Regions from separate parts of the Homo sapiens genome. Here all the other regions are linked to region 2. The links are chromatin loops, found by intact Hi-C in ENCODE. Cell type or tissue: MCF 10A. All regions are shown on one strand.

Region 1 (8,000 bases), 53 kb after region 2:
ATTTTGAACAACGTGATCACTGGGACTGCTCTGGGTAGGGGATAAAATGGACAGGTTTCGAATATTAGAAGTTTTTACTGAGAACTCTGATGTAGTAGCTACACTTTAGTGCAGAGTGATACAAAATCCAAGAGTCAATGTTCCCCCCGCAAAGTGTATTCTCAAACTATAAAAATATCATTCAACAACAAAAAAGAGAATTCCAAGTGATAAAGAATGCTTAGAAGAAAATCTGTGACATTTTTTGAGAATTGGCTCTTTTGCTATCACCAGGCTCAGCTGTTTAACTGCAAGGCAGGTGTTGTGGTGCAGTGATGTCAAAGAAAACATTGGCTATGTCACCAGCATTTACTATTTGCTTGGCAGAAGATATTAATGGTAGGGTTTATATGTGTGTCTTGAGCATATATGTGTACCGTTTGGGGTTGGGGGAACATGAGGATAGAAGGATGTGAGCCCATTGAGTTTGTACTGTGATACATACCTTCTCCAGATTGGATCTTATAACAATCATTGTATAGATGACCACTTGATTTGGTGGGTAGCTAATATGGTATATTTATTTCACAGTTTCACATCTTTATCATTGTTTTTATATAAAAACAATGCTTAAGTGGGGTTTCAGAACAGATATTTCCTTTTAAACTTTTTTTAAAAAATCACAAATATGATTGGCTCATACAACCACATTTCACCTCTTTTCACCAGCACTCCCACCCATTCCCGTTAGAAATATTTTGTTAAAAAAATCAGGTGATCAAACTCATAGAAACTGAATTGTGAGAAGTATAATGGGAAAAGGAATGAGAACCTGTGGCTCTAGGGAGTTACAGAAGGGAAATCATCTTTTAGAGCCTTGGTTTATTTCTGACAGGAAAGGTAAAGCCGTGCATTTATTAGAACAGGAAGCTAAGAAATTAAAGATGGCGAGATTGTCTAAAATAACTGAGGCTGAACTGGAAGCCTTTACCCTGGCACACTCAAAAATCACTTTTGGTACTGTTGGCTGAGACTGGCCGAGGAATGTGCATCTCTGGCTGGATTTGGAGAGGGCAGCTCACCCGCAACCTGAACATAGGTTCTGTAACGTATCTCATTGTTACTCAGAAAGTTCAGTACTCAGGGCCAGCACGCTCCTGCTCATGCGGGATAAGCCACTCATAGCAGACCAGCTGGAAGGATCAGGGATCTGAGCAAAGCCAAGTTTACTTAAGCTAAGCCACTTGTTCCTGGGTCAAGCAGTTTGTTTTCTAATAAGCATCATTCCTGATCATTAGAGCAAAGGGATGAATGCTCCTCTTGGAATGATACAGGGGATCTGCCACTGGGAGAGTGTTGCTCAGTGTTAGAGTAGCAGCAATGACAGAATGACAGCGACTCTCTGAGTCAACCCAGTACTTTTAGTACCCCATCACTATGTGAATAAAGGCAGCTAGAAAATGGACTCAATTCTGCAAGCCTTCATGGCAACAGCCCATATTAAGACTTCTAGAACAAGTTAAAAAAAAATCTTCCATTTCCATCCATGCATGGGAAAAGGGCTTTAGTATAGTTTAGGATGGATGTGTGTATAATAATAAAATGATAAGATATGCATAGTGGGGGAATAAAGCCTCAGAGTCCTTCCAGTATGGGGAATCCATTGTATCTTAGAACCGAGGGATTTGTTTAGATTGTTGATCTACTAATTTTTTCTTCACTTATATTTGAATTTTCAATGATAGGACTTATTGGAAATTGGGGATAATTCTGTTGTGGTATTAAATAATATTCATTATTTAAAAACTCATCTTGGTATTGAGTTAGTGCATTGACTTCCAATGAATTGACATAAGCCCATATTTCATTTTAACCAGAAACAAAAACTAGAAAATGTTACTCCCTAAATAGGCAACAATGTATTTTATAAGCACTGCAGAGATTTAGTAAAAAACATGTATAGTTACTTTAGAAACAACTTCTGACACTTGAGGGTTACCCAATGGTCTCCTTCCCATTCTTTATATGAGGTAAATGCAAACCAGGGAGCCACCGAATAAACAGCCCTGAGTACATTTGTAATCTTGGGCTCCATGGGAATGTCCTTGATTAAGATGAAAGAGGAATGGACTGATGTTTCTATTACAAGATCCTATAATGCTAGGACTTCTACACAGCTTAGAACAATGGTTGGAGCTTCATTCTTTGAGCAGAAAGACTCAAATATTATTTCAGTCACTTGTAGCACCATTGGATGTGGGTGCACACTTGGCCTAAAATACCATTTACATCATTATCTTGTCCTGTTGAAGACCTATGGCATGCAAGAAATTTAACATTGACTCAAAAATACATGTAGTATGCCCAGTAAAATACATTGGCTAGCATAAAAATCAAAGGAAACAGTAGTTTGGAATAGTGATCAACATTACTGGGGTTTTGAATTGTGAAATAATCAACAATCCTGCCCATCTTTTCTCGGAAGACAAACTTGAACTTGTCGCTGGTTTTCATTGTCAAGTCACTGTAGTCAACGTTGTCGCTGGAAATTTCAATGCTGGCAAAGCTGATCTTCCGTTTAAAGCTGGAGATGGAGCTGTTGATGATATTAGTAATACTGACTTCTTCTACTTCCTTTGTTGTCCCCTAGTTCATAGACAATGCAGTTAGCTTAAAAGACTTGACTCAGCAAAATAAATAAGTAGGTAATGAGCTAATAAAAAGTTTAGAGGCCTAAGTGTTGAATAATTAGGCTTAATAGAGAGTGGCATTGAGTGCTTCAGAAATTGGCCAATAAGCCAGGCTTGGGCTCCTGTTGCCCTGTTTGGAGACACCTATTTGTAGGTCACCAGCATATATAACAGGAGGAGTAAACATGGCCTACTGTGGATATCCTGAGCAGTGTGCCAGATGCGAAATGCTCAGGCTTTGAAGTTAGTGGACCTGGGTTCAAATTCCATTCGGCCTCTCACTATTGTGAAACTTTAGTCACCTCAATCCCTCCAAGACTTTATTTCCTCGCCTGCCAAATGGTGATTGGTATTGCCATCTTGAGACTGATGGGAAGATTAAATGGTAAAAAATGGAAAGCATCTGGTAGGTGTTTGATGACTTCAATTCTGTTCCAGGGAGAAAGGAGTAACTGATTACGAGAGATAATAGAAATCAGCTGTGTCTTAAAGGCTTTGCCACCAAAGCAGAAATAGTGATGCTCCCTGCCATTGCAAGGAGTTGCCATTCTCCAACATGGCTGGGGTCAACTCCCAGGAATGTGGGAGTGTAGTGAAGTCAGAGAGAGTGTGGTTTGGTTCCTTGACCAGGCCGCTTGCTAGGTGTGGGGTCTTATGGGAGTTACCATATCACTGTACAGGACAATGAAATGAGTACCATTATTATCCCAATTTTACCCTTGAGAAATGTGCCACATCAATTAGTGGCACATTTCTCAAGAGTAAAATTGGGATAATAATGGTACTCATTTCATTGTGTTGTTGGATGAACTAAAGGAGATGTTGACGGATGTTTAGGACACAGTGAGTACTCCATAGTGCAGTGATTATCATATACACAGCAGAATAAGAGCTTTCTGGTGTCTTTAGAGGAGGCTGTCAGTATTTCACCAATGTCCATTTTGCCAATCTAGTAAATCCAGATTCTTGGGCGGGGGGATGAGGAGGTAACTCAACTTCCTTCCTCCCTCATAAGGAAGCCTAAGGGAGCAAAATAAATAAAAGCCATGTTCCTCTTTGGCTGGCACACGTGGTCATTTGCCTTTGGTGCTTGGATGACATGACTATGAAACATTACTCACTGTAGCCAAACCCAAGGGAAAAAGCAACTGGATCTTTGGGTCATTTTGATTCCTCATTCTACACTATTAGATCCTCCGTGGTCCTAGCACTTTGCTCAAGGTGGGCACCTCTTCTGAACTGGATCCCTATCATTTTCTTGCTTCTTAGCATGAACTTTAGAATGCCATTATCTATCAAATTTGGCTTCCAAATAACACTAGGGGTCCATGAACCTGTAAAGGGTGATAGTTAAGAGCATGGTCTAATGCTCTCTGCAAGTGGGAATAGCGGATAAGTGTCAGGCTTTGGAACCAAGTAGGTTTAGGTTGGAATCCCAGCTCTACCTCTTAGTATCTATATCCCCTGCGGTAAGTCTCTTTCCCTTCTTGTTATCAGATTTCATAAATTTAAAAAAGGAGACAACCTTATTGGGTTGTTATGAGCATTTAAAATAATATAGTATTTGCAAAAGGCTTGTTACTGTGTCTGGCACATGTAAATGCTTGATAAATAATGACTATTATTATTATTTAGAGAGCTGGACTATAGTGTTCCATTGCTAAACCAAATAATGACAGTTTTTCTCAATTAGCAGAAAAATATGCTCACCAAGAAATTTGTCACAATCTAATATTTCCATACATTTTTCAGTAAAGCATTACTTGTATAATTTAAGGACAAAATAATGCAACAAAAGAATTAAATAGTAAATATATATTAATATAAAACTTGCAAGCAGCTGATCATGTTTTTTTCATATTGGATTCTTCATGGATGCTTGCTCCTGTGGTTGTGATTTTATGCTGCATACAGATAACATATTTTCTGCTGGAAAATTAAACATATTAATATCTCATTGTATTTGGTGAAAAGAATGGTCTTTTTCAAGGGGCACCATGACTTCCAGCTGCTCCCACCTGAACAAGGATAAGACTCACTGGAGCACAGGGAATCACTGCGGGTGGGGTGGGGATAGAAGCCAGGTCCAGCCCATGTCTACAGATCAGCACACGGCACCAGTGATGGATCATACACAGGGCCCTCAAGACTCTTACCCTATCTTTGGCTGCCATCTGCTGTAAGGAACTGTAGTGAGCAACTGCATATTCTAGCAAGGCCCCAAACACAAAGCTAAAGCAGATCCCCAGGTACACATCGATGGCCTTGATGAAGCAGTTGGTGTTGGGAAGAGAAGTGCGGGACCCGATCATCAGTGTGGTCATTGATAACACGGTCGTCACTCCTGGGAAAACAGGCAGGGGATGTTCCTACAAAGTGACTGGTTAGTCCTCCACCATAGCCTGGCAGAGTGTCCCCATTTGAGAATTGGCAGGGTGAGGGCAAGACCCAGAAATGGAATGCATCTCATTTTGAAAAGTCTGCGACCTTCTAGAATAGGGTTGATTTGTCCATTTTGTACAGATATGAGGGATGTGTTTTTTTTTAATGTTTCACGTTCTGTCTTCTCCTGGGAGGGGGTGATAAATATGCAAAAGAACTGACAATAGACCATCTAAGCACAATGATCCCTTACTTGTCACTGTAAAACTTAAGTTTAAAAATGCACCACTCCTGGCAGGGCATAGTGGCTCACACCTGTAATCCCAGCACTTTGGGAGGCCAAGGTGGGCAGATCACTTGAGGTCAGGAGTTCAGGACCAGCCTGGGCAACGTGGTGAAACCCCATCTCTACTAAAAATACAAAAATAAGTTGGGCATCATGGCACATGCCTGTAGTCCCAGCTACCTGGGATGATAAGGCAGGAGAGTCACTTGAACCTGGAAGGCAGAGGTTGCAGTGAGCCGAGATCACGCCAGTCCACTCCAACCTGGGCAACAAGAGTGAAATTCTGTCTCCAAAAAAAAAACAACAACAAAAAACCCAGAATCCTAAAGTAGTCTCTTTCTGTCTCTCTCTTTCTTTCTCTGTAAAAGAATCTCCCAAGAAAACAACTCTTGGAACTGCCTTAGGAATATCAATGAAGACAATGGTAAAAGGAAAAAAAGTAAGTAACCTGATAAGCCAGTTCTTAGAAATCTCCTGTTGGAGCTGCTTACCAATGCAGGTTCTTGCAGGGACTGAATCGAGAGAGATCCAAAATGAAACCCAGGACAACACCACCAGGAAAGTGGAAGGAACGTAGGTTTCCAAAATGAAATACAGAACATTCCTCCGAAGCTCAAACTGTAAGACCAATCTAGTGTAATTTCCTGAAAGGGTAAACAACAGATAGGAAATTGTGTCTGTTCGTGTAGCAAGTGGTTTCTCTATGGGATGCTTAACTATATGTACATTAAGCCCTCTGTCATTGATCTAAATCTGGTTATGTATGAACTGTCATTATGATTTCCACAGGAGACACTGCTGTTGCATTGAATGGGATTTATAGGGGCGCTGTCCTGCCTTATGTCCAACCTGGGCTTTTCTGAATCACAGTATTCCTACAGCAGTGCAATCAATACTGGTTTTCTTGACGTCTGCCTCACTAGACAGTGAGTTCCTTGGGGGCAAACACTGAATCTTTCAGTTCTGCACTCACAAAGTAGTTGTTCAATAAATACCTGTTTAATGAAGATTACCTGTGACCATCTGTTTCTCAAGGAATACTATGGAATAGACCTAATGGACCTATTAAATATAAGTGAATTTTTGATGATTTCAGAGGCACCCCAGATTTTATACTACTTCAGGGCCATCCTTAGGGAATCTAGCAGTGTATTCTAGATGTGGGAAAGGCATGTGTTAGAGAGCTATCAGTAACAGAATTCTCTGTGGTAAATAGGCTACTGTAGCACAAAACATATATGTCCATGGGTTAGAGTCCCAAGCTCTGCTCCTGCTGTGCTTCTATTATGGGGAGGTGAGCAGTAGTGGCCAGCACTGGTGTGGATGCATGAATGAAGAGGTTATCCTCTGGGAACAGGAAAAGTCTGGCTTAGATTGTTGTTGGGGAAAAACAGGATGGTGAATGGGAGCTGCTCCAACCCTCTGTCACCCCCAAATTAAAGCCTGAAATGAGAAATTATACCATTAAAAAAACAACAGACATATGCCTGGATAAATATAGTATAGAATAAAAATATGTACTTTTCGAGCTTGGTGAGACCCTAGAGATTACTTATTATTTTACTTTATTGATGGGTAAATTGAGACACAGGAAGTTTTAGTGATTTGAAAAGGACCTGGAGTTGATGTTAGAAGAAAGAATAAAAACCAGGTCTTTTGCCCGTTGGTCCAGGGATGTTTTATCAGTCTACACTGCCTGCTTTATTTTCTTGATTTTGAAAGTCAATGTTTTAAAAACAAACAAGCAAACCTTAGAATCAACATTTGACTAAATAACGACCCTCTTTTGTACCTAAAGAGGGTGGTTATGTGCTACATGAGATTACATAATTTTGAAAACTGAAGCCATTTTTTATATGAACCCAACTTGGGAATCCAGATTTGGTAAACTATGACTGCATAGCCCTAATTTACAAAGTTGTCTTTAAAAATAAAGTGTATTTATTTGCCCATTATAAAAATAATTCATGATAATTACTTAAATTTTGGAAAATAAAGCCAGGCTTGGTGGCTCATGTCTGTAATCCCAGCATTTTGGGAGGCCAAGGCAGGTGGTTTGCTGGAGCTCAGGAGTTCGAGACCAGCTGGGAAACATGATGTAACCTCATCTCTACAATAATACAAAACATTACCCAGGCATGATGGCACACACCTATAGTCCCAGCTACCAGTGAGACTGAGGTGGGAGGATCACCCAAGCCCAGGAGGTGAATTTTGCCGTGAGCTGAGATTGCGCCACTGCACTCCAGCCTAGGTGACACTAGAGTGAGACACTGTCTCAAATAAATAAAATAAAATAAAGTAAAATAATAAGTAAATAGATAAAAGAAAAAAGAAAAGAAAAATTTGGAAAATAAGAAAAGTAGAGAGAAAAAATCATCTTTCCTTCTATTCCAGTCTTTTCTCTATACATACCCTTTAGTTTCTAATTTTCATGTAACCATGATCTTGGTGTGACATATGATTTTTAATGTCACCTAGGCTCAACTAAAATACACAGTAGGCCGGGCGCGGTGGCTCATGCCTGTAATTCCAGCACTTTGGGAGGCCAAGGCGGGTGGATCACTTGAGGTCAGGAGTTCGAGACCAGCCTGGCCAACATGGCGAAACCCCTCTCTACCAAAAATACAAAAATTAGCCGGGCATGCTGGAGGATGCCTGTA
Region 2 (8,000 bases):
GCTATGCAAGGGCATGGTCCCACTACAGATCAGCACTAGAGTTTTGACCAGCTCTGTCTCTGACCTGGGCCAGTTCATCGTTCCTTAAGCAACCTGGTGGTCCCCCATTCCCATATTGATGGGAGGTCAATATTACTGATGAACTTAGTGGAGACACTTGATCGGTGGAGCACACTACAATACAGCCCAGAACCCCTAAGCTCAAGTGATCCCCCTACCTCAGCCTCCTAAGTAGCTGGGACTACAGGCACACACCACCATGCCTGGCAGTCCATACTTTCAGCCCTGTCTGTTCACCATCTTTACATTTGTGTACAAATTTCTTTCTCTTGGAAATCTAGAAAGATATAAAAAAATCACCCAAAAATGTGACAAACAGAATTGAACATGCTTTCCACTTTAAGTGTCCCTTCTTTTTTTTTTTTGTTGAGATGGAGTCTCGCTCTGTTGCCCAGGCAAGAGTGCAGTGGTGCGATCTCGGCTCACTGCAAGCTCCGCCTCCCGGGTTAACGCCATTCTTCTGCCTCAGCTTCCCAATTAGCTGGGAATACAGGCACCCGCCACCACGCCCAGCTAATTTTGTGTATTTTTAGTAGACATGGGGTTTCACTGTGTTAGCCAGGATGGTCTCGATTTCGTGACCTCGTGACCCACCTGCCTCAGCCTCCCAAAAGTGCTGGGATTACAGGCGTGAGCCACCATGCCCGGCCTAAGTGTCCCTTCTTCTCAGTAGTTTCAGATTTCTAGACCAGAGTGTAGATTTACAAGCTCAATGTTATCTTTTGCTTCCCCCTCTCCTTAGTCTCCTTTGTACCTCCTGTATAGTAACAGATTTGGTCTTGCCATAAGAGACATCTGGCCTTTGCTTCTGAAAGGTAATGTATATCATACCTGATAGGAATGTTTTTATTTAGGGGAGGGGCTGGCCATACCCAATAGTGGTAGGCTGGGGGCTGGCCACACCAGAAACACCAATTACATGTTTAGGATCAGGACTTTGGGTCACAAGGTAATAGTCAACCTAGGACTGATTTCAAACACGTGGACAATCAATCAATCATACCTAAGAACTGAAGCCCCAGTAAAAACCCTGTATAATGAAGTCTAGGTGAGCTCACCCAGTTTGCAATAATTAGTGCATATTGCCATATATTGATGCAGGGAGCACAACATGTCCTGAGGCCAACAGAAGCTTAGTTTTGAAACCTGCACAGATGTTGCCCTGTGTCACCTTCCTTTGACCAATTTTAATCTGTATCCTGTCCCTGTAACAAACTGCAACTGAGTATGACAACTTTCGGTGAATTCTGTGAGTCAACTACTGAACCTGAGGGTGGTTTTGGGAAACCCCCAAACTTGCACTTGGTCTGAGAAGAAAGGGCAGTCTTGTGGACTCTGCCCTCTAATCTCAGTATGGCTAATTCCAGGGACATACCTAATTTGTCATAAAGTCCTCCCAATTATTCTTCTATAAAGACTCAACTCAACACCTCCCCCTGATATTCACAGACAGTAGATCAAGCAATATTTTCTAACTGTGGCTGCCAGGGCCAGGGATTTCTCAAGCTGCTCTGGGAATGCGAGTAGAGAGTAGTGGGGTCTTAGAAATGTCATGGTTCGATTTGAAAACCACTGGTCCAACAGAGTGGACACAACCTTTGGAATCTGCCACTCACTTATTAAGTGACCTCGGGCAAATAATTTAACCTTTCTAAGCCTTGCTGTTAAAACTGCAAACAGGGCCGGGCGCGGTGGCTCACTCCTGTAATCCTAGCACTTTGGGAGGCCGAAGTGGGCGGATCACCTGAGGTCAGGAATTCGAGGTCAGCCTGGCCAACATGGAGAAACCCTGTCTCTACTAAAAATACAAAAATTAGCAGGGCATGGTGGCTTGCAACTGTAATCCCAGCTACCCAGGAGGCTGAGGCAAGAGAATCACTGGAACCCGGGAGGCAGAGGCTGCAGTTAGCCGAGATTCCACCACTGCACTCCAGCCTGGGCGAGCAAGATTCTGTCTCAAAAAACAAACGACAACAACAACAACAACAAACCTGCAAACAGCAATATCTACCTTCCAAACTAATTGTAGAATGAAGATAGAAAAGATGGGGAAAGCCTAATCCAGTGCCTGCCATACAGAAGATCCACAATAAATCATAAATAATCTCTCCAGTTACTGGTGAATATAAAAGACCATACGGATCTTCCATAGTTTCTCCCATTCAAGTCCACACTGCCAGAATGGTCATTCCCACATACCTTTTCTCATGTTATAATTGCATTTAAAAATAATAGTTCTCAATCACATCTAGATCAAATCAGGTAGCTTGACTGGAGATTAAGAAGCATGGCTATATTTCCTGCTTCTTAAACAGTCCTGAGCAAAAAAGTTGGATCAACTGAGTCCCTTAAATTTTTCCTAACATTCTCTCGATTCTTACCAAGGTACCTCTGTTCTACCTAAAGTGCCTACCTCTTACTTCTTCTCAATTCTTTTTCCTCACTCTGCCCCCTTATCTGGATTGCCTGTCAGGGAATCCAGACCCATTAATTCCTTTGGGACAGGGTATCGTAATTCACAGCTTCCTAACCAGAATGCAACTGCTTTGAATGATTCACAGGTATGCCTGAGATATTGATCCCTCTGCCCTCCAAGCATTAGGAGCAGAGCTTGAGACATTGGGGAAAGTGCACACTGATGGCCTTTGGCAATGAGCGGTTTATGTTAATGAGACACACAATTAACATTTTTTATGTATGTCATGATGTGAAAAAGATGTTGACCACTACCCTAACCTCACCCTACACAAATCTGCTTCTTTACTCATCATCTTGATGGTATAATTTTTGCCTAGCTGCCCTTTTGGGTAGGTGACAGTAAGACAGAGGTAATGGGGAACACGGAACTTATGAGTTATGAGGCCTACTCTAACTCTGTAACGTTGGGCAAGTCACAACTGTTTTAAGACTCAGTGTCTTCAGAATGAAACGTATATATGCACACTTTTTAAGTTAGTGGCAGGGCTCACCTCTATAATGAGGATATGAAAACTCAAAATGCTAGGTACTGGTTATCACTATTAACAAATGTTCCTTGAGTTAACTGATTAACAATATGATCCTATATGCTAAAAAGAATTCAAACGGAGAAATTTCAGTTTTTTTCTAGTCAACAAAACTGTCTGATCTTTTATTTGTCCAACTCCGCTTTTAAGCTGTCTACAGGAATGTACTGTGAAGTACTTATGTTGGAATGTACTGTGAAGTACATTCCTGCAAAACCAATATGGGTAGTTTTGACATCAGCAGCTAACTTTTCCAACACTGTGCCTAAATATGAAGAAGTCTTCCAGGGCTTGGTGATTTAACTGTACATCACCTTTCCATGTATGAAAAAATTCCAAAGTTCCACCATACCTTTTAATTTACTCTCAAGATTTACTCGGGCTCTGTGAACATCTGATTACCTATTTACAATCCATAAATCCTCCTTGTAAGATTCTTCCTGTGAAAATTTCCCAGAGGGCATATTTACTAAAGTGGTAATACATTATTTTGACCTGAGGACCCTTAGAAATGGCATGAAGTCAAAAGGTAATGTGTCGGGCTTACTACATAACATTCTAGAACTGTCGATTATCAGACAGTAACTGGTTTTAAAAAAAAGACCCTTTAGAAGAATCAATAAATCAGCCAAGTTATAAATCAGTGTGATCACAGGGGGTTCAAAAGAGTCTACAAGGGGAATGAGATTCTTAGATACACTGTCACCATATTATGAAATTCCCTTCCCTCCCTGGGGTCATCTCCTGCCACCCACTGCCTCCCCTGATCCCATCCCTTTGTCCCAACCAGACTCAACTTTCTGCAGTACACCATGTTCTTCCACAATTCTTTGCCTTGGCTCACACGTCCTTCTACCTCCATATCCTTCCCTTCCTCTTCACCTGGCAAACAACTACGACTCTTTCAAGGACCAGTAGACTGCAAGTTCCCTGAGAGTAGAAACCATAGTTTTGTTCAGAGCTGTTGTATCTTCAGCGCCTAGCATAGTAGGCGCTCAATAATTAATAAATGGAAGAATGGAGGCTCAAAGAATCTTAAAGCATCTCTCAGCTAAGAGCATAGCAGCTCTGCTTCACTCCTTCTCAACATACACATTTGGCTGGCTACCCCCTTTTCTGTGCTATGATACTGTGACTATTTCTACCATACATTTTTCACTTGTACTGTAATTCTCTGTTAACTGTATGAGGGCGAGGATAGTAAGATGTCATCCTTTATCCCCAGAACTTTCCACAATGCTTGAGACACAGTGGGGAGATAATAAATGTTTGCTGAATAACTGAACGGGGATGTCAGAGCAGCCCGAGGATATACAAGCACGCGTCCCATCTTCGTAGCCTCTGCGATCCTCGCGTCCGCGCCCGCGCCCGCGCCCGGCCCGGGTTTCCTCCTCCGAAGAGGCGGCCGCGTAGCCCTCCCTCGCAACTCCCCCCAGACGCAGCCCCTGTCTCCTCTGGCCAATTAAAGTCCAACCGCTGCCGCCGCTCCTTCGGTGGATCCCAAGCCCCCGCTCCGGCTGGGGCTCAACTGTGTGGAGGGAGGCTGACGATAGAGCCGCGCCGGCGACGCGGCGGGAAGGCGGGAAGGCTGCTCCACCGCTCGGCAGCCGCGCGAGGCGCGCCAAAGCCGGCCCAGCTGGGACTCCCACCTGCCCTGGCAACACTAAAGCCGCGGTCAGCGAGCGTGCTGCCGGCGTCCGCACCTTCCCCGGGACGAGCCCTGGGCCTGTCCCCCGCCCCCTCCACCCGCCGCCTCCAACCCAGGCTCGGCCGCCCCTTTCTCGGGCTCCGGCCCGGGCCTGGGGTGTGCAGCCCAGACCAGTGTCCCGGTCCCCGGCTAGGGGCAGAGGCAGGGGCTGGGACTCCGGGGACACCGGCCCACGGCCCTGCGGCCTCCGCCGCTGTCCTCGGCCCTCGGTCTCCAGACGCGTCCCGCCGGGTTCCCAGCGTGGCGGAGCGCGGGCCCGCGGCGCAGAGCACACTGACCTGGAAGTGCAGCGCCATCTTCCCAGGAGGCGGCGCCGGCCAGCCGGCCGGTCGGCACCCAGCGCCCGAGGGGAGGGAGCAGAGGCGGGCGCCGCGGAAGCCCCAGACGCCCGCGGGGTCCCTGCGCCGCTCGTCCTTCGCAGCCTCAGCCAGGCTTCGCGTCCGCATTCGAAGCGCTGGAGGGGCGGGGCTGGGAGGGACGGGGCGGGGCTGGGAGGGACGGGGCGGGGCGACGGAGGCGGTGCACGGGGCGGGGCCGATAGGGGCGTGTCCTCCGGGAATCTCAACCGTCCCTTGCGCTCAAGTTTCAACCGGCGTGTGTTGGTGGGTCATGACCTCCAACCTCTGCCCTTTGACACAACTACCACGACCCACCCGTCAGCCGTGGACCCTGACTCATAAGTCTTCCAAAGGCTCTCTTGACCCCTGACCCTCAAAATACAACTATCGCCCATGGCTCCCGACACCTGCATCTCCACAGATTTTCTTGTCTCCTAACAGCCAGGAACCACAGACACACACAGCCATAACCTTTGACTCCCACATGCCAGCTGTTGCCCTTGACCCCTGACTCCCAGGGCCCAAATTCCATTGTTGCTTAACAATGTTTTTAACTTGATTTTGGTTAAAATTAAACCGCCCATGTCTACATGCTGTTAAGTTGTAAAATTCAAGCTTTACCTCATTCTTTGTCTGCATTTTGTTTAATATGAACTTATATTTTACAACAAATGATTCCACTGCAATGAGAATTTATTGGAGCAGAATTGGGTCAAAGTTGCTGCTTTCTGATGTTCTCCGTTTTTTCTTCAAGTTCAGCATTTCCATTTGGGAGCACTGTGCTGTAGTATTTAAGAGGGAAACTCCCTTAAGCACTTCTTGTATTCAGGTCTGCTAACAACAAAGTCTCTCAGCTTTTGTTAACATAAAATCATCTTAATTCACCTTCATTTTTTAAAGGATAGTTTTGCTGGGTATAGAATTTCACATTGGCTTTTTTTTTAATCTTTCAGCATTTTAAAAATGTCTTCTCATTGTCTTCTGCTTGTCATTGTTTCTATTGAGAAATCAGCCATCAGTCTAATTGTTGCTCCTGTCTTTTGGCCCCCTCCTCAGGTACTTGAACATTTTTCTCTTTTTTTATTTTTTCTTTTTGTCTTCAGCACTTTGTGCTTGATGTCGCTAAGTGTGTGTGTGTGTGTGTGTTGTATTTATCCTGCTTGGGATTCATAAAGCTCTTTAAGTGTGAATGTAATCTTTTTTATCAAGTTTTGAAAAATCTTGGTCACTAGTTCTTTAAATATTGCATCTGTCCCCTTCTCTCTCTCTACCTCTCCATTCTGGAACTCCAGTTACATGTATGTTATAAGTTTTTGCTATATTCCTTATTTCTATTCTGTATTTTTTATTTGCCTGCTGTCCATTCCATAGAAACTCTGTTCTGCTGTGTCTGAGCTGCTATACATCCCCTCTATTGAATTCTTAGTTTTAGTTATAATATTTTCAGTTCTAGAATTTTCATTTAGAAAGTTGAAATTTTCATGGTTCCTCCTCCTCTCCCATTTTAAAAATAGATTCCAAGGCTTTGATGAAATTCTTTGTCTTTATTTTCTTAAACATTTTAACTGTATTATTTAAAGCCCTTATCTGTTAACTCCAATTTCTGAATCATCTGAGTCTTCCTGGGTTTTTGGTGCTTGGCCCTTGGCCCTTTTTTTTCTTTCTTTTTTTTTTTTTTTTTTTTTTTTTTTTTTTTACATATCTCATGATTTCTTGTTGAATTCAAACCATGTAGAAGAAAATTTGTAGAGGCTCTGGATGATAACAGGTTTCTCCAAGGAGGGCTAAGTTTTCTTGTGGTAGGCAGACAAGAGTACTAGTGGATCATTGAGTCTTTTTAATTCTGGTTAACTTCAGTTATGACCTTACTCCTAGGCCATGGTCCTTACTAGGTCTTACAACTAAAAGCCTAGAATGTGGCTGGGCATGATGGCTCATGACTATAATCCCAGCACGTTGGAAAGCCAGAGAGGGTGGATCGCTTGAATCCAGGAGTTTGAGACCAGCCTGGGCAACATGGTGAAAGCCCATCTCTACAAGAAATACAAAAAATTAGCTTGGTGTAGTAGCATGTGCCTGTAGTTCCAGCTACTCGGGAGGCTGAGGTGGGAAGACCCCTTGGGCCCAGAAGCTATAGGCTGCAGTGGGCCGTGATTGCACCACTGCACTCCAGGCCAGGCAACAGAGCAAGAATCTGTCTCAAAAAAACAAAAGCCTGGAATGTTTACCAAGATCCTTCCACCTTGTGGGGCTTGAACTCTAGTCTCTGTCTCTTCAGCCCTGTGTAGCTGCTGAAATCTTTGTTGAGCTCTTTAGGTGCTGTTGTTCTGCTGGATTTCTTAGAGTCTCTTCATGTGCATGTATATCTTAGGAACGGACACAAATTTGGGGACTCACATCTCTATAGTTTCTTTCTTTCTAGAATTTTGTCCTTCAAATCTCAGTTGCTCTTGTTCCGAAACTCCAGCCTTTGCTCCTAGCCTATTGAGACTGCTGCTTTCTATTTAGCTGTTATTCCTTGCTGCCACTTGGAAAATGCCTTGGGGTGATGACAGGGAGGAGCAGATGGGGAATCTAAGGTAAATTGGAATCTTACCCCTTGTGCTTTCCTTCTTTCAAGATTTGTGGCCACTTAAGTTCTGCCTTTTCTATTGCCTTTAGTTGTTAAAGATACTTATCTGTCGTGTGTGTGTGGGTGTGTGCATGCATGATTGCTGATAATTCATATTTACTCATAGTTTTATATATATTTAATATATGTGATAGAATTGTCATACACACACGTGTCCTATCTTTATAATAGTTTTCAGTGGGAGGTCTAATCCAACATAAGATACTTTATTATTATAAGCCTGTTTGCATCTTCCATGCTTCACCCTTGGTTTTCAT
Region 3 (8,000 bases), 110 kb after region 2:
CGTGTTTGTCTGTGGTTACCTTCCCTGCAAAGAGTCCCTGAGCCCAAGAAGATGGGCCAGGAGGTGAAGCCGTCAGGGCCCTTTATCCTGAAGAGACCACCAAGGAAGGGCAGATGGGAACCAGTGACAAACCTCTGAAGGGTCCCTGAAGCCAGAGCTCCAAAGCCCTTGTAAGGGAGAGGGTTGCTCTGCTGGTGTGTGTGTGTGTGCGCGTGCGCACGTGTGTGAAGTTGGAGGTTGTCTGACTCTCAGGAGTGTAAATCGACCCCTGTTGAGTGTGGTTCTCTGGGCTGTTGTCCCTGACGTCACCGACAGTGCCATCTGCAGTAAATCTCCCTCCACCTCAGCTGGCTCCTGCCCCATATGACCATTTGGGTCATGTCCCCCAACCCCACAGGGGCCCCTGCCAGACCAGCTGTCAGGCAAGGCAATTAACTCGTTTTACCAGACGACTCATGAGAAAATATCTCTGATTTGTGGGAACATGATAGATCTGGGAGCTGGCAAATGGCCACAGGGCAGGGACAGCCACCTGAACACAGAGTGCCAGCTCCCTCCCATCTCTGGTTTTGTTCAGCAGCAATTCCCACCTAGAGGCTCAAGCTGAGCTCTAGCTGCTCTCCCCAGCCTCCACCAGGATGACCCCGGCACCATGGGCCCTGACAGAAAGACCTGGAGCCAGGTCTTCGCAGGTGGGACTCAGGGACTGAGATCAGAATGAAGCAGAGGCCCTGCCCGTGACTTGCCTCCTGAGATCGTGTTGACATTGTCCTGCACTTGCACTCCACAGCGAGTTGGCCCTTCGTGAGATCGTGGTGTGTGTAGAATCTTCAGAGATTATGAACTGCCTTGTTCAACCATAATTTACAGGCTGGGGAAATATTATTTGAATTATATGTGGCTTCTTCACTCATTAGTTCAGTCAACATTTGCTAGCACCTGCTCTGGGCTAAGCCTTGTGGTAGGTCGTGGAGACTCAAAGAGGTATAAGACATGGTATATAAGACTCCCCTGGAGGGAGGGGTTCACAGACAACTGGAGGAGAGAAAGTTGTAAACAAGCAACCCACGATGTAAGGCAGGAAGTGCCATTATAGAGAAAGGGGCCTGAGGAGGTGGCAGAAAAGAGGCGGGAGGGCGTGACTACCTGGGACTCTGAGCAGACTCAGCAGGGAGGCAACACCTGGGTTCTTGATGATGAGCAGCCGGGCCCTTCTCAGTGGAGGGAACAGTCTGTGCAAAGGCCAGAGATTGTGAGGGGGAGAAGGAGTCTTAGGAAGACATCACGGTAGGTGACGGAAAGAGGAGTGTCAAGAGTGGGCCTGTGACCCATTAGGAGAAGCCAACAAGTTTGGTCTTTTTCACATAGACAATGGAGAGCCAATAGAGGATTTAACTGGGGAGCTGCTCACTTGGCAAATATAGCATGGGAACAGGGCTCATCTGCTAGACAAGAGTTCCAGTGGGGAGGTCATGTGGTCAGTGCCTGGAGACGCTGTGAGATTTAGGTGGAGAAACCTTTATGATGAGGCTGCAGACCAACTGTACTGCCCACCTTGCTAATCAACTCTGCAGGCCAGTAGGAAAGTGTATGTCCGGGTGCAGTGGCTCACGTCTGTAATCCCAGCACTTTGGAAGGCCGAGGCGGGCAGATTACGAGGTCAGGAGATCGAGACCATCCTGGCCCACATGGTGAAACCCTGTCTCTACTAAAAATACAAAAATTAGCCGGGTGTGGTGGTGTGCACCTGTAATCCCAGGAGAATCTCTTGAACCTGGGAGACAGAGGTTGCAGTGAGCTGAGATCATGCCACTGCACTGCAGCCTGGTGACAGAGTGAGACTCCACCTCAAAAAAAAAAAAAAAAAAATAGATAAAGTATGGACGACTCAACAAACTTCAGTCCCTACAGCTGGTTGGAAGGGCAGTGTCGAAAGTACATCTTGTCCCATTAAGGGTGGCACATAATCATTAACAGTAGATCATGCTCAAGCCAATATATAAACGTGGACATAAACTCATGGAAGTTTAGAGCAGAAAGGTTCTTATACCATCTTTTCATTAAGTTTTATTTTTCCATTGAGTTCTGAGACTAATAATCCTCCTCCTTTCCCCCTTTTCTAATGATCAAGGACCTTCTTTTATTTTAAAGATGGGAAAATTGAGATCCTGAAAATGTACACGAATTGCTCCGGGTCCCACTTGTGGCCAACAGCAGCGTTAGAACTCCCGAAGGCACACGTGGGGCTGTGACTCTCTGATTATGAAAGGACACCATTGCAAAGTACCTATAAGTGGGGATAGACTGATACAATTGCTTAGGAAACTTATGGAGGAAAACACACACACTCTCTTCTTCTTCTTGAATTATCTTGATCCCCAGACCAGAGGTTATTGATTTGCCAGCCATGTTTTCTCAGTTTCTGCAAGATTGGCCTTCATATCCTGGGAAGAGATAACAGGACAGTGAGAGGAGTGGAGAAAACACCTCCCTTCTTTCATTGCTGCCTGTTCCATTCAGGGAGCCCCTGTGACTCCAAAAGTGGCCTTTCTCCTCTGAGCATCTTAACAGAGGTTTCAGTAGAGGGTACTATACTAAATAATGCAGCCCTCCTTCTTTCTTCCATGCCAGAGAAGTTTACAAAACAAGGAGGAAGACTTCTACACCTCACAGCCAGGATTCCCTGCTCTGGCTCTCGGCTGCTGCCTCAGGGTGAATCTGTTGCTAGGTCATCGTGGCATCTCTGCAGGTATGTATTTTACATGTAACTCACTAGGAAGGATGAATTCAAAATTTTCTCTTTCACTCCTATCTAGAGCTGCTATATTTAGCAATAAAAACCCAGGAGGTCTAGTTAAATTTGAACTTAAGATAAACAATGAATGCTTTGCTAGTATGAGTATGTCCTAAATATTGTATCATTTGGTGTTTATCTGAAACTTAAATTTAACTGGACATGCTGGTATTTAATGTGACAACTATACTCCTACCATAAGCAAAATGGCCCGTATGCATTTTCTCTGCCCAGAGAGCAATTGCTTACACTTGTTTTTGCTACGATGCTCTGCTTGGAACTTGTTAAAATAGTTGGTCAAAATATGCATGTGCCTCGGGAATTCAAATGCCTGCATTTCTAGAATAGTGTGAGAAATGGAATCCAAATAGCAACACTTCTGATGATGAGTCACCAGCAGTGTATATTTGCCTGCTGCCAGTTCCTTCTTTGACTGGACTGAAAGGTCAGATAAGTGAAAAACAATAGCCAGCCACCGACTTCTACCGGAGCCCAGGCCATTAAGCACCTTTGATTTTCAATGGGCTGTTTTGGTGTTGGTAACCATTATGGTTAATGTGTAATTAGACCATGGAAAACACCTGCTTGAAGCCAGGGCTTGTCCCTGCTCTTTAAACCATATCTTTACTGATTGAACTATTAATAATTTGCTCATACCCGAGAGAAGGGTCGTCCCTTCCCAACCTCAGTCATTTAGAACTAATGTAACCCTTTAAAAGTTACAGAATAAAATTCACACACAGTGAAGGAAAGAAATCGTCTATGGACATGACCCAAGAGCATGGCAAAAGAGTTTCTGGCATGCCCCAAACGCTAATCGAGGTGGCTGGGTAATGTCCTGGTGGAGGAAAGAAGTTGTAACTAAGGCTGACACGTCTTCGGTAGAATTGCATGGTCTCTGGAGAATAGGAGAGTTTGCCAGTGGGGATGGTCAGCTTGGAGTCTTGAGATAGGAAACTCACAGAACAAGAATTCGGTAGTGTTTTTCCAGGGCCTTCCAAGGGAGAGAGGCTGGAATCTGCCAGAAATGTTTTAGGACATTGGAAAAGTTGTCACTGATGGAGAAAGGGTAGTTCATGAGACCTCAGCACAGGTCCGGGTGACAGGCCCTCTACCCGCCACCAACCTCCTTTTCCTTACCCTTTATTTCAGCTCAAGAAGTGATGTTCTTTTTATAATATGGCTTCCCTTTTCAATTTGTTTTTGGGGTTACCAGCACTGACTGTGTTGCATAACCTACCTTCCTTCCTTCTCTCTCTCCTTTCTTCCTTGCTTCCTTCCTTCTCCCCTTCCCTCCTTCCTTCCTTTTTCTTTTATTCTTCTTCCTTCCCCCACTTCTTGTTCTTTTTCCTCTTCTTGTTGCTGTTCTTGTCCTTCTTGTGATCTAATTCTTAGAATACATTTGTCAAGTGGAGTTAATTGTGGTTTGTATAAGAGCCTCTTGTGACTTGGGTTGTATGAGCTGGTTCTCTCTAAGGCTGGATAACTCTCAGAGCACTGGCAAAATCAAGTCCCTGGGCTTGGCATGCTGGAGGGCAGGTCCTGGAACACAGCAGCCACACCTAGGCCTTCTGCCTGGCCTGGCAACAGCTCTGTACTCTCTTGAACTTAGTCAAGAGAACACATGATATGCAGTTTTGTGTTTTATAACCAATCCTGTTTCGTTCCACTTTATGTGAACTTATCGAATTACACAAATCTCTTCTGGAGTGAAAGGAGGTATAAACAAGCAAACAAATACATCAGTGAATACTAGGCATCCACTGGTGGATCATACCCAGTTAAATATACCCAGTGTCCCTATTGCTGATGAATCCGGGACCCCAGCACCACAGATTCGGCACTTCAATTTGCCTGCTGGACATTCCGTTCTCTCAGCCATCTGAAAAATGGGCCCCAGAGCCTTTACATTAAATAGCTATTCACTGCCAGGCTTTTCTTGGCAAGATGCCAATTGGCCAAACTTCCTGTGTGGCTGTGGAAAAGGGGAGTAGCTGTTTTGCAATTGCAAGTGCATATAGAGCAGGTATACCTTTGTAATCACCTTATACATCGTATATGATCTGTGAGGAAGCTGTGCACAAAGGCGGGGGTTCTTACCACAGGGAAGACTGGCTGGCACATCCAATGCCATCACTGCACCGTTCTGGAGATTGTGTTTGCCATGTGGATGCCGAACCAAAAGGAATGTCTGTGGCGATATCTCCAGTTTCCCTCCTTTTGGTTGTATTTTTAGGTCTTATTGCCCAGGAGGCTGACTTTAATAATGTAAGAAGGAGGCGATGAATTTAAGGCTTATTCATCCATTCATGAAATAAATATTAACCAAGTACCTGCTATGTGCCCAGCACTATGACCCCTTTTAGCCTAACAGGAGCAAATGTGAGAAGCAAACATCTTGTTTAGCTGGTTCAGGGGTGACCAACATGTGGTTTGGTAGCCTGGACTGATATCTTGTTAGGTATATTAGAACTGCACATCACCATGAGGTCCTGAAGTTGGGAGTGGAGCCGATGCTAGGACAAAGCTGGGAGGGCAGGACAGGAGAGATGTCCAGACCTAGGCAAGGATCCAGGATGCTCCCCAACATCCAAATCCAAGGCCCCATGCAGAGTACTTGACTCTTATTATCTACATCACATGGTTTGAGCCAGGAAAATAGCTGGCAAGGTAAGTGGTTAAAATACTGGGTATGGTGTCAGGAGCTAGAAAAGCTGTAAGAATGAGAGGGGAAGTGTCAGATAAAACTGCCAGGATGACACAAGAGAAACATCTCTCCATCCATCCATCCATCCATCCATCTATCCATCCATCCATCCATTCATCCATTCACCCACCCATCCATCCACCCATCCATCCATCCATCGATCCATCCATCATTCCATCTACCCACTCATCCATCCACCTATCCACCTGTCTGTCCATCCATCCATCCATCCACCCACCCACCCACCCACCCACTCATCTTTCCATCCATCCACCCATTCATCTATCCATCCACTCATCCATGCATCCACCCATCCATCCATTCATCCATCCAACAATCCATCCATCCATCCATCCACCAATCCATCCATTCATCTATCCATCCATCCATCCATCCATCCATCCTTCCATCCGCCCATCCATCCATCCATCCATCCATCCACTCATGCATCCATCCATCCATCCATCCATCCATCCATCCATCCATTCACCCACCCGTCCATCCATCCATCCATCCACCCACCCACCCACTCACCCATCCACTTATCCATCCACCCATCCACCCATCCACCCACCCATCCACTCACCCATCCACCTATCCATCCACCCATCCATCCATCCACCCATCCACCCACCCATCCATCCACCCACCCATTCCTCCATGTATCCATCCATCCATCCATCCATCCATCCATCCATCCATCCATCCATCCACTCATGCATCCATCCATCCATCCATTCACCCACCCGTCCATCCATCCATCCATCCACCCACCCACCCACTCACCCATCCACCTATCCATCCACCCATCCATCCATCCACCCATCCACCCACCCATCCATCCACCCACCCATTCCTCCATGTATCCATCCATCCATCCATCCATCCATCCATCCATCCATCCATCCGTCCACTCATCCATCCATCCATCCATCCATCCATCCATCCATTCATCCATTCACCCACCCATCCATCCACCCATCCATCCATCCAGCCAGCCAGCAAATATTTATCAGTATCCATTCTGTGAAATACAAAGATAAATAAAAACATACTGGTTACCCTTAAGGAGCTTAAAGCATAGTAGGGAAGAAAGGCAATTAATAATGATTATAAATACTAGTTGAGCCTTGCTATGTTCAATGCATTTTTTGTTCCAGTTCCCCAAACCCTTATTCCCATGGGGTGGCACAAAGAGGGCCAGGTGTCATCTGTACCTGCTGTGGGTTGCGTTATGGGAGAGGAGCCCTAAGCCTAGGGAACCCAGATATTTCATAATGGAGAGTAAGCCTACCTGCTCTTTACATTGAAGGGAGACACTATATCTTCTGAGGCTATTTGCTTTGCAAACATTCTTGAAAAGATTGTAACCAAAGCAGTGTCTCTGCTCAGAAGACGTGCAGAAACACAAAAGACTCTTGGAAAAATGCTTCCCAACAATGAGAGGCTTTATTTTTTAGGATGACAGTGTTTTGGAAACAGTGAGAAACAGATACTGAGAGAAGTCCCTAGCCTGGGTACCCAGAGAGCCTTTTACCTTCCTCTGGTAGGACTCAATCCTGGTGTTGGTTACCCTAGACCAGGCCAGTGAAACAGGTAAGTCCAGAAGAGGGAACAGGGGTGGCAGCATTGGATACTCTCTCTCCTACTGGTGAATCAAATGCTTTACTTTATGAAAAACATGGATTCATCCTATTAGCATGTTGGAGCAAGTATCTAAATAGAAAAATAGTCCACCCTGGGGAGGCATGTGGGGTAGAGCAGGGTATATTGTCTACATTTCAATGTGATGATCTCAGGGAAGCAAGGACATTAAAATCTGTTGAGGATCTATAATGTACCCGGTGGTGCAATCATTTCTACAAACTTCATTTCATTTAATCTCATAGGAACTTTTTTTTGTTGTGGCAAAATACACATAACATAAAATTTACCATTGAAATCATATTAAAGTGTACAATTCAGTGGCATTAAGTCCATTCATGAGGTTGTGCAACCATCACCATGATCTTGTGTGAGAACATTTTCATCACCCCAAACCAGAAACCCTGTACCCATGAAGCAGGTACTCCACATTCCTCCTGCCCCAGCCCTGGAAACCATTCATCTGTTTCTGTCTCTGTGGCTTTGTCTGTTCTGAATAGTCACCATCATCTTTGATAGAGATCCTGTTATTCCCAGTTTACAGATGAGGAAGCTGCAGCTCGGAGGAGCTCACCTCCTGTCCAAGCTTGCAGAGGTGGCAGGGGGTGGATGTGATGGGTCTGTATGAGCTCCCTAGGTGGACGAGGAAGGTCAGTCAGTCTTGTTGCCCTCACGTCACCTTCAGGAGCACACCCACTGTTACTGTGTTCAGGGAAGAGGAGAGGAAGTAGGACTCCTACCCACCGGGCATGAATCAGAGGGAGGCAGGAAGGAGAGGGGCTCCAGGTGGAGAGAGGGTCCAGGCTGTGGGTAGCAGAGGCTGGTCAGCAGCAGGGTCAGGCCCCACGGTGGTGA

The links. Peaks named below come from ENCODE experiments on the same cell type or tissue, not always from the same donor. Only the 100,000 strongest peaks of a DNase experiment are listed, where the experiment ranks them.
Region 1: a loop joins it to region 2, with 7 times the contacts of the local background. A loop is called at or near these places in 3 of 110 quality-filtered maps.
Region 3: a loop joins it to region 2, with 2.8 times the contacts of the local background. A loop is called at or near these places in 3 of 110 quality-filtered maps.

What each region holds. Positions count from the first base shown.
Region 1 is chr5:170,806,581-170,814,580 of GRCh38, reverse strand. GABRP (gamma-aminobutyric acid type A receptor subunit pi) reads right to left here. Exons shown (of 10, transcript NM_014211.3): 8 at 5,829-5,981; 9 at 4,826-5,013; 10 at 534-2,625. The coding sequence ends at 2,323. Among named protein-coding and RNA genes, the nearest start is that of GABRP, 27 kb to the right of the region's middle. In MCF 10A, a CTCF peak has its summit at 4,851 (motif pointing left); a DNase peak (open chromatin) is centred at 4,830.
Region 2 is chr5:170,859,103-170,867,102 of GRCh38, reverse strand. It overlaps RANBP17 (RAN binding protein 17), which reads right to left and starts at 5,085. Exons shown (of 28, transcript NM_022897.5): 1 at 5,052-5,085. The coding sequence starts at 5,069. It also overlaps the pseudogene RN7SL623P. In MCF 10A, a CTCF peak has its summit at 4,944; DNase peaks (open chromatin) are centred at 4,762 and 5,172.
Region 3 is chr5:170,752,610-170,760,609 of GRCh38, reverse strand. It overlaps LOC107986473 (a long non-coding RNA gene), which reads left to right and starts at 2,143. Exons shown (of 3, transcript XR_007059044.1): 1 at 2,143-2,749. RefSeq lists enhancers at 709-1,239, 7,629-8,000. In MCF 10A, no CTCF peak of the experiment used is centred here; DNase peaks (open chromatin) are centred at 3,189, 4,369, 4,739 and 7,629.